Regions from separate parts of the Homo sapiens genome. Here region 1 is linked to region 2. The links are chromatin loops, found by intact Hi-C in ENCODE. Cell type or tissue: sigmoid colon. All regions are shown on one strand. Links, peaks and the distances in the headings refer to the core of each region. The heading gives the core; the rest is flanking DNA. Region 1 overlaps ROR2 (receptor tyrosine kinase like orphan receptor 2). Region 2 overlaps ROR2 (receptor tyrosine kinase like orphan receptor 2).

What was found. Peaks named below come from ENCODE experiments on the same cell type or tissue, not always from the same donor. Only the 100,000 strongest peaks of a DNase experiment are listed, where the experiment ranks them.
Region 1: a loop joins it to region 2, with 2.5 times the contacts of the local background. A loop is called at or near these places in 5 of 110 quality-filtered maps.

The regions. Positions count from the first base shown.
Region 1 is chr9:91,802,850-91,805,754 of GRCh38, forward strand. The region is part of intron 1 of ROR2 (receptor tyrosine kinase like orphan receptor 2); the gene reads right to left. Among named protein-coding and RNA genes, the nearest start is that of ROR2, 150 kb to the right of the region's middle. In sigmoid colon, for the core only: no CTCF peak of the experiment used is centred there; a DNase peak (open chromatin) is centred at 1,692.
Region 2 is chr9:91,944,596-91,947,500 of GRCh38, forward strand. The region is part of intron 1 of ROR2 (receptor tyrosine kinase like orphan receptor 2); the gene reads right to left. Among named protein-coding and RNA genes, the nearest start is that of ROR2, 4.2 kb to the right of the region's middle. RefSeq lists an enhancer at 616-1,117. In sigmoid colon, for the core only: no CTCF peak of the experiment used is centred there; a DNase peak (open chromatin) is centred at 1,296; H3K4me3 peaks cover 2,295 bases; H3K27ac peaks cover 829 bases.

The sequences.
Region 1 (2,905 bases), core at 310-2,809, 140 kb before region 2:
CAAGAACAAACCAACCACAAAATGGGCAACAAACTTCAGCAGACATTTCTCCAAAGAAGACATGTATATGGCCACCGAGCACACCGAAAGATGCTCAACATCGTTAGCCGTTAAGGAAACGCAAATCACAACCACGACAACAGGTTATCAGCTCACACCCACTAAGGCAGCCGTAAAAACAGAAAATAACAAGTTTTGGTGAGGAGGTGGAGAAACTGGAACCCTGTGCACTGCTGGTGGGGGTGCAAAATGGTGCAGCCTCTGTAGAAAATGGTACAGAAAAAAATTACAAAGACGGGGAGGCAACCCAAGTGCCCTCAGGTCGGATGAAGAGATAAACAAATGTGGTATATTCCACAACAGAATATGATTCAGCCTTGAAAAGAAAGAAAATTCTGTCATTTGCTACATCAGGGATGAACCTTGAGGACATTATGCTAAATATGCCAGCCACAAAACGACAAAGGCTATGTGAATCACTTCTGTGAAATATCCAGAGCAATCAAATCCACAGAAACAGAAAACAGAATGGAGGCTGCCAGAGGCTGGAGGAGGGGACAGGGAGTTGTTTAATGTTTCTGCTATGCAGGATGAAAACAGTTTTGGAGACTGGTCACACAACAACGTGAATGTATCAGAACTGTACACTCAGAAATGGTTAAGATGCTAAATTTTCTGTTATGTATTTTTTAACACAATTTTTTAAAAACCATGCAAACTATGAGAATTTCACAGAAGGAGACAACAACAAAAAAACCCACATAGAACATTCCAAGAAGAGAAGCATGCCCTGGGTGGAACCACAGCCAGGCATGGACATACACGGATGTGTTTCCCTTCATGACTGCATGTGGCCTTGCGTATGGGTCCTTGGGGGGCCCACAGCCCTACGTGGGCGTACACACAGATGTGCCTCCCTCATGACAGCATGTGGCCTTGTGCATAAAACCGACAGCTTATACTTTCCAGGGACCTTCAGTCATTTTCAAGAATTGCTTTGACTGTGCAAGTCCTGCTTCATGGTAGACCTTACAATCTCTGCTGAATGTGCAACTCCATGGCATAAAACACCTTATTAGGGAGTTGACTTTGAGGACACACCACATATTTTCTGGGATGATCTCTTCTCTGGATGAAAAGATTTGAGATTTCGTTATTAATTTGCTATGACCCTAAAATCACCAGAAACACACTCATTTCTGACCTTTTGACATTAGGAGAGTGGCTTGTGGCTGAGTCTACTCATCTGAAAATAGGAACCATCATGGTATCATCCACCCTTCAAAGCTGCTCAGCACAGAGCCAGGCCTGCCACACGGCTCCGTCAGGGTCCCATTGCAAGCATTGCCACTATCAAGGCTAGCAGCAGGAATGGCAGGCTCAGGAACTGGCAGGAGGGAAGAGTTTACCACCACCTTTGCCTCTCTCTCTCCTGTGTTCCAGCAACCCTCTGATTTGAAACGTTGAGGCAATTAACACAGCCCTAATTCCCAGAAGCTATTGTAGCAGTGCGTGTGCCAGCCCCACAGCTGCCAAGGCCACAAAGCCACCCTTGGGGGACCTTTGCTCGACAGCCTCTTATTAAACTCCAGCCTCATGGAACTGCCAGGCCAGGGAGCCTCCAAGTGTCAAGGGCTTAGCACCCCTGCGGCCGTCCTTGGAGACTGCATGCTCATCTCCTGAGGAGAGAGAAAGGCGGCTCACATGGGCCACGCTTTAGCCAGGGTGGCAGAGCGTCATGCGGCCTGTACTTCAGTTCCAGGCATGCCTTCACTGTGCAGCTGCCTTGGGCTCCTGCCGGCTCCTGCCCAGGGCTAATTCCTAAATTCCCAATTCACCAACTAGGGCCAATCTTTAGAGATGAAACTACAGCAATGGATTCAGAGTGGGGGGGTGGTCACAGAACTGCACTCTGAGATGAGAAGCATGAATGAGAACGGGCTGTCAGGCTCCTCTGTCAGTTGACTGAGTTATTTTTACTTAAGTTAGCTAGATCATTCAAACGCTTCATTCTACTATCTAGCCCTCTCTATGACTGCACACCCACCCCCTAGGAAATTCCTTTTTCTTTCCTTTGTGATTTAAAAGCTAAAACCAAAATGCTTCATAGGAATAAGGTATGTACCCTTAGCCCTCCTTTCTCACAGAAAAAAGCATTTATTCAAAGTACTTCACATGGTAGGACGAAAGTAGTATTTAATGATGACACCCAATTAAATGGCTTCTGGCCTTCCAAAGCCACATGACTATCCTCGAGTTCCCTGAGGGTGAGGCCCCTCAGAAGCCCTGTCTGCCTCAGTGACCACTGCACATAAGGTCATGCAGAAGCCTCTGGTGCCAGCACCACCTGCAGGCCTCTGGACACCTTTGCTCGGCCTGGGACAGTCACATGGCCATGCAGTTCTGTCCATCCACTCCAAGACACGGAGTTAGGGGCAGGGGAGAACAGATTTGAGAGACCATCATCCAGCATTCCTTCTCCCAGCCTGGGGCCCAGGTACACAGGTGAGGACCCCAAGACACAGCCTCATGGCAGTCAGCGGCTGCTCCTGGGATTCCAAGTTCTCCTATCAGCCCCTCTCCTTCCATTAGTTTCAGCTTCCCTCCTTCTCTTCTCCTGTTCCTGAATAAGTCTCTACTTCTCAGCTAGAGCAGGAAGCCTAAACAGGCTGCTCCCCCTAGCCGGAGAGGCACACACTCTCCACATGAAAGCTGGAAATCTAAATCACACTCACCAACCTAAGGAGTGGCAGAGGAAGAAATGCCAGCGTGGCCTGGGCATGTCTTCATAGGATGGCAGCAGAAGTACATGTACACACCCATGCACATGCTCACACACAAGTATGAACATACGTACACACACCCACACACACACATATGCACACCTTTCAACCCAACGCCGAGG
Region 2 (2,905 bases), core at 204-2,703:
AAACACAATTCCAATTACAACAGCTCGAAAAGAATAAAATACTCAGGAATAGATTTAACTTAAGAGGCAAAAGACTCATACACTAAAAACTAAAAAACATTGCTGAAAGAAATGAAAGGTCTAAATAAATGTTAAGACATCCTGTGTTTATGGACAGGAAGACAATACTGTTAAGATGATGGCCAGTGAGGTGGCTCATGCCTACGATCCCAGGACTGGGGTGGGGGTGGGGAATCCCTTCAGCCCAGGAGTTCAAGACCAGCCTGGGCAACACAAGTGGACCTCCATCTCTACGAAAAAAAATCAAAGAATTAGCCAGGCACGGTAGCGCGTGCCTGTGGTTCCAGCTACTTCAGAGGCTAAGATGGGAGGATAACTTGAGCCCAGGAGGTAGAGGCTTAGCCCAGGAGGTTAAGGCCAGAGGTAGTGAGCCGTGTTTGCACCACTGCACTCCAGCCTGGGTGACAGAGCAAGACCTTAACTCAAAAAAAAAAAAAAAAGTTAATACTACTCAGATCCATCTACCAATTCAATGCAACCTCTACTAAAATCCCAGTGACATTTTTGCATAGCAATTTGTGGCTACTGACACCTGAAATGAAGCCAGTGAAGGGGAGGAAGTGAATCTTTAATTTCTTTTAATTTTAATTAATTTTAACTTATATAGCTGTGTGTGCCTGGTGGCTACTATATTCCACAGCACAAGCCTACAATGAGGAGTTCAGGCCTAAACATTTCCTTATTTTAACTGCCCATTGTGTTAACTATCCCTCCAGGAGGGTGTGGAAACCATTAGGCTAGGAGTATTTGGGATTTAGGGGAACCCTCCCCCACTCCAGGAGGACTTGAAGCAGCCGCCACATTCTCCTCTGATAACATCTAGAAAGTGACAGAGTGCTTACTGAAGCTCATTCCAGCGACAATTAAAGACATACACACCACTTCCCACTAGAACTTAAGGATTTCTAGAGGACCAAGCTACTTAGTCGAATTAAGCTACATTTTTCTGTAATTATTTCCTTCCCTTTAGCTTTTGAGTTTTTTGCTTTTTTCAGAGATAGGACTTAAAAAGAAAACACCCACAGAAATCCCAAAAACAGTGCCAACCACACCAATAAAATTCCCTATTTTGTAAAAGCTTTATGAAAATTCCCAACACTGTTCAACAATTCTTTGGCCACTCTACGAATATGATTTTAAACAGATTACACCCCAGACATATTTTATGACAACTGCACACGCAAGCAAAGCTGTCCCGCCCTCGTTTCCAACTTGGCAAGCTCTTCAACAAAACCAAATAAATACATGCTAGAAAAAGGCGGCTGCTACAAAACCCCGGCCAGTTGCAGCTATAATTAATGGGCTGGAGCGCCTCTTGTTGCTTGGATTTTTACTTTCAAAACTCAAGAAGCCCACACTACCCACTGAAAGCCTCAACAGTGTTATGGTGGTGTTGTGGGGCAAAGCAGAACCTAAGAGCCCAAAGGGTCACTGAGAAGTAATGTTTTCAAAGCCAGTCCCTTCAACCCAACAGTCCCTTCATGAAATTGCTATTGGCCATGCAGCTGGGGTGCAACCAATAAAAATCCAGACCTAGCTAGCAATGCTTCCACTGCAAAACAAAGCCCCCTGGTTTCTTTACTTTGAAACCTTACATGCTTGGTATTCTCCACTTGGTGGTCACCACGGGGCTCCCAAAAAGGAAATATCCTAATGACAATGTATGGAGTCACAACCAATGGGCAAGAGCAAGGAAGAGCCCGCCCCGAGGAGCCCCCAAGGAGGCACCTCAAGGTAAACCCAAAATTGGGCTGCCCAGCCCTTCACCACGTGGAAACCACAAGACGCTGATGGGGTGTGGAAGAGGAGGAGGAGGGAGTCCTTCACAGTGTCCCCTCCAGGTTCCCAGGGAATGAACCAGATAAACACCAAAAGGAAAGGCCTGTCATCAAGGAACCATTTTAGAAGATGGTTATAAACCCTGGGAAGGAGTAACAGTTTGTAGCGTTAACTTTCTTTTCCCTGACTACAATGTGGAATTATATAATTAGAACTCTCCAAGGGAAAGGATTACAAAGAGTACACAAATTTCCAGCACTACAACAGACTAGCCAGGTCCTGCAGATTAGGGAGCTCAAGTCCTTCACATCCAGTTCCCATTTCACTAATAACTTTTCCCATCCTGGCCTCTCAGGGAATGCATTTTAAAGGAGTGCCAGTCCACCAGCTGAAACCTTTCTAAAGGGGATTAATCTTCCCTACCTGTCAGATGAGCTGTTCGTACCCCTGTATTTCTATTCCACTGATTTCAGAAGAGCTTCCAAAGAAAAGAGCAGTGTAAAATTCAGACTCTGCCAGACTTAATCTCTTGGAGGTTAAATCCAGGCTAACTGTTTAAGGGGCAACAAGTGATTCACTGCAAACCACACTTAAGAGAGAGACATACAAACACCAATTACAGCAGCACTTTGAATAAACAATAAAAAAAAGGTTTCACAATAAAAATAAAAATGTTGTTTAACATTGCCTTAAAAATCTGCAGAGCAGTCACCAAAAACTACCCCTGGAAAACGCACATTTTAAAAAACCCATGTTGCTTTTTTACATATAAAATATAAAGCAGACTTGTCAGTTTTCCATGATTTGCTTTACTAATTAAAAGTTCAGCTTGGCTTTCCAGAGCCCTCTCAGTTACACTGAGTGTCACATAGGGTCCACGGCGATCAGATTTTCAGGGTGACATGCTTTATGAAGTGGACATGAGAGTTAAGCAGGATCTCACAATTATACTGAAAAATTTCAAATGTGTAGCTCTGTGCTTGGTACACAGCCGTAATAAGAAAAATATGTTGCCTTACTATATACATAAAAACTTTTCTTTTTCCACAAAGTCTTCTTATTCAAG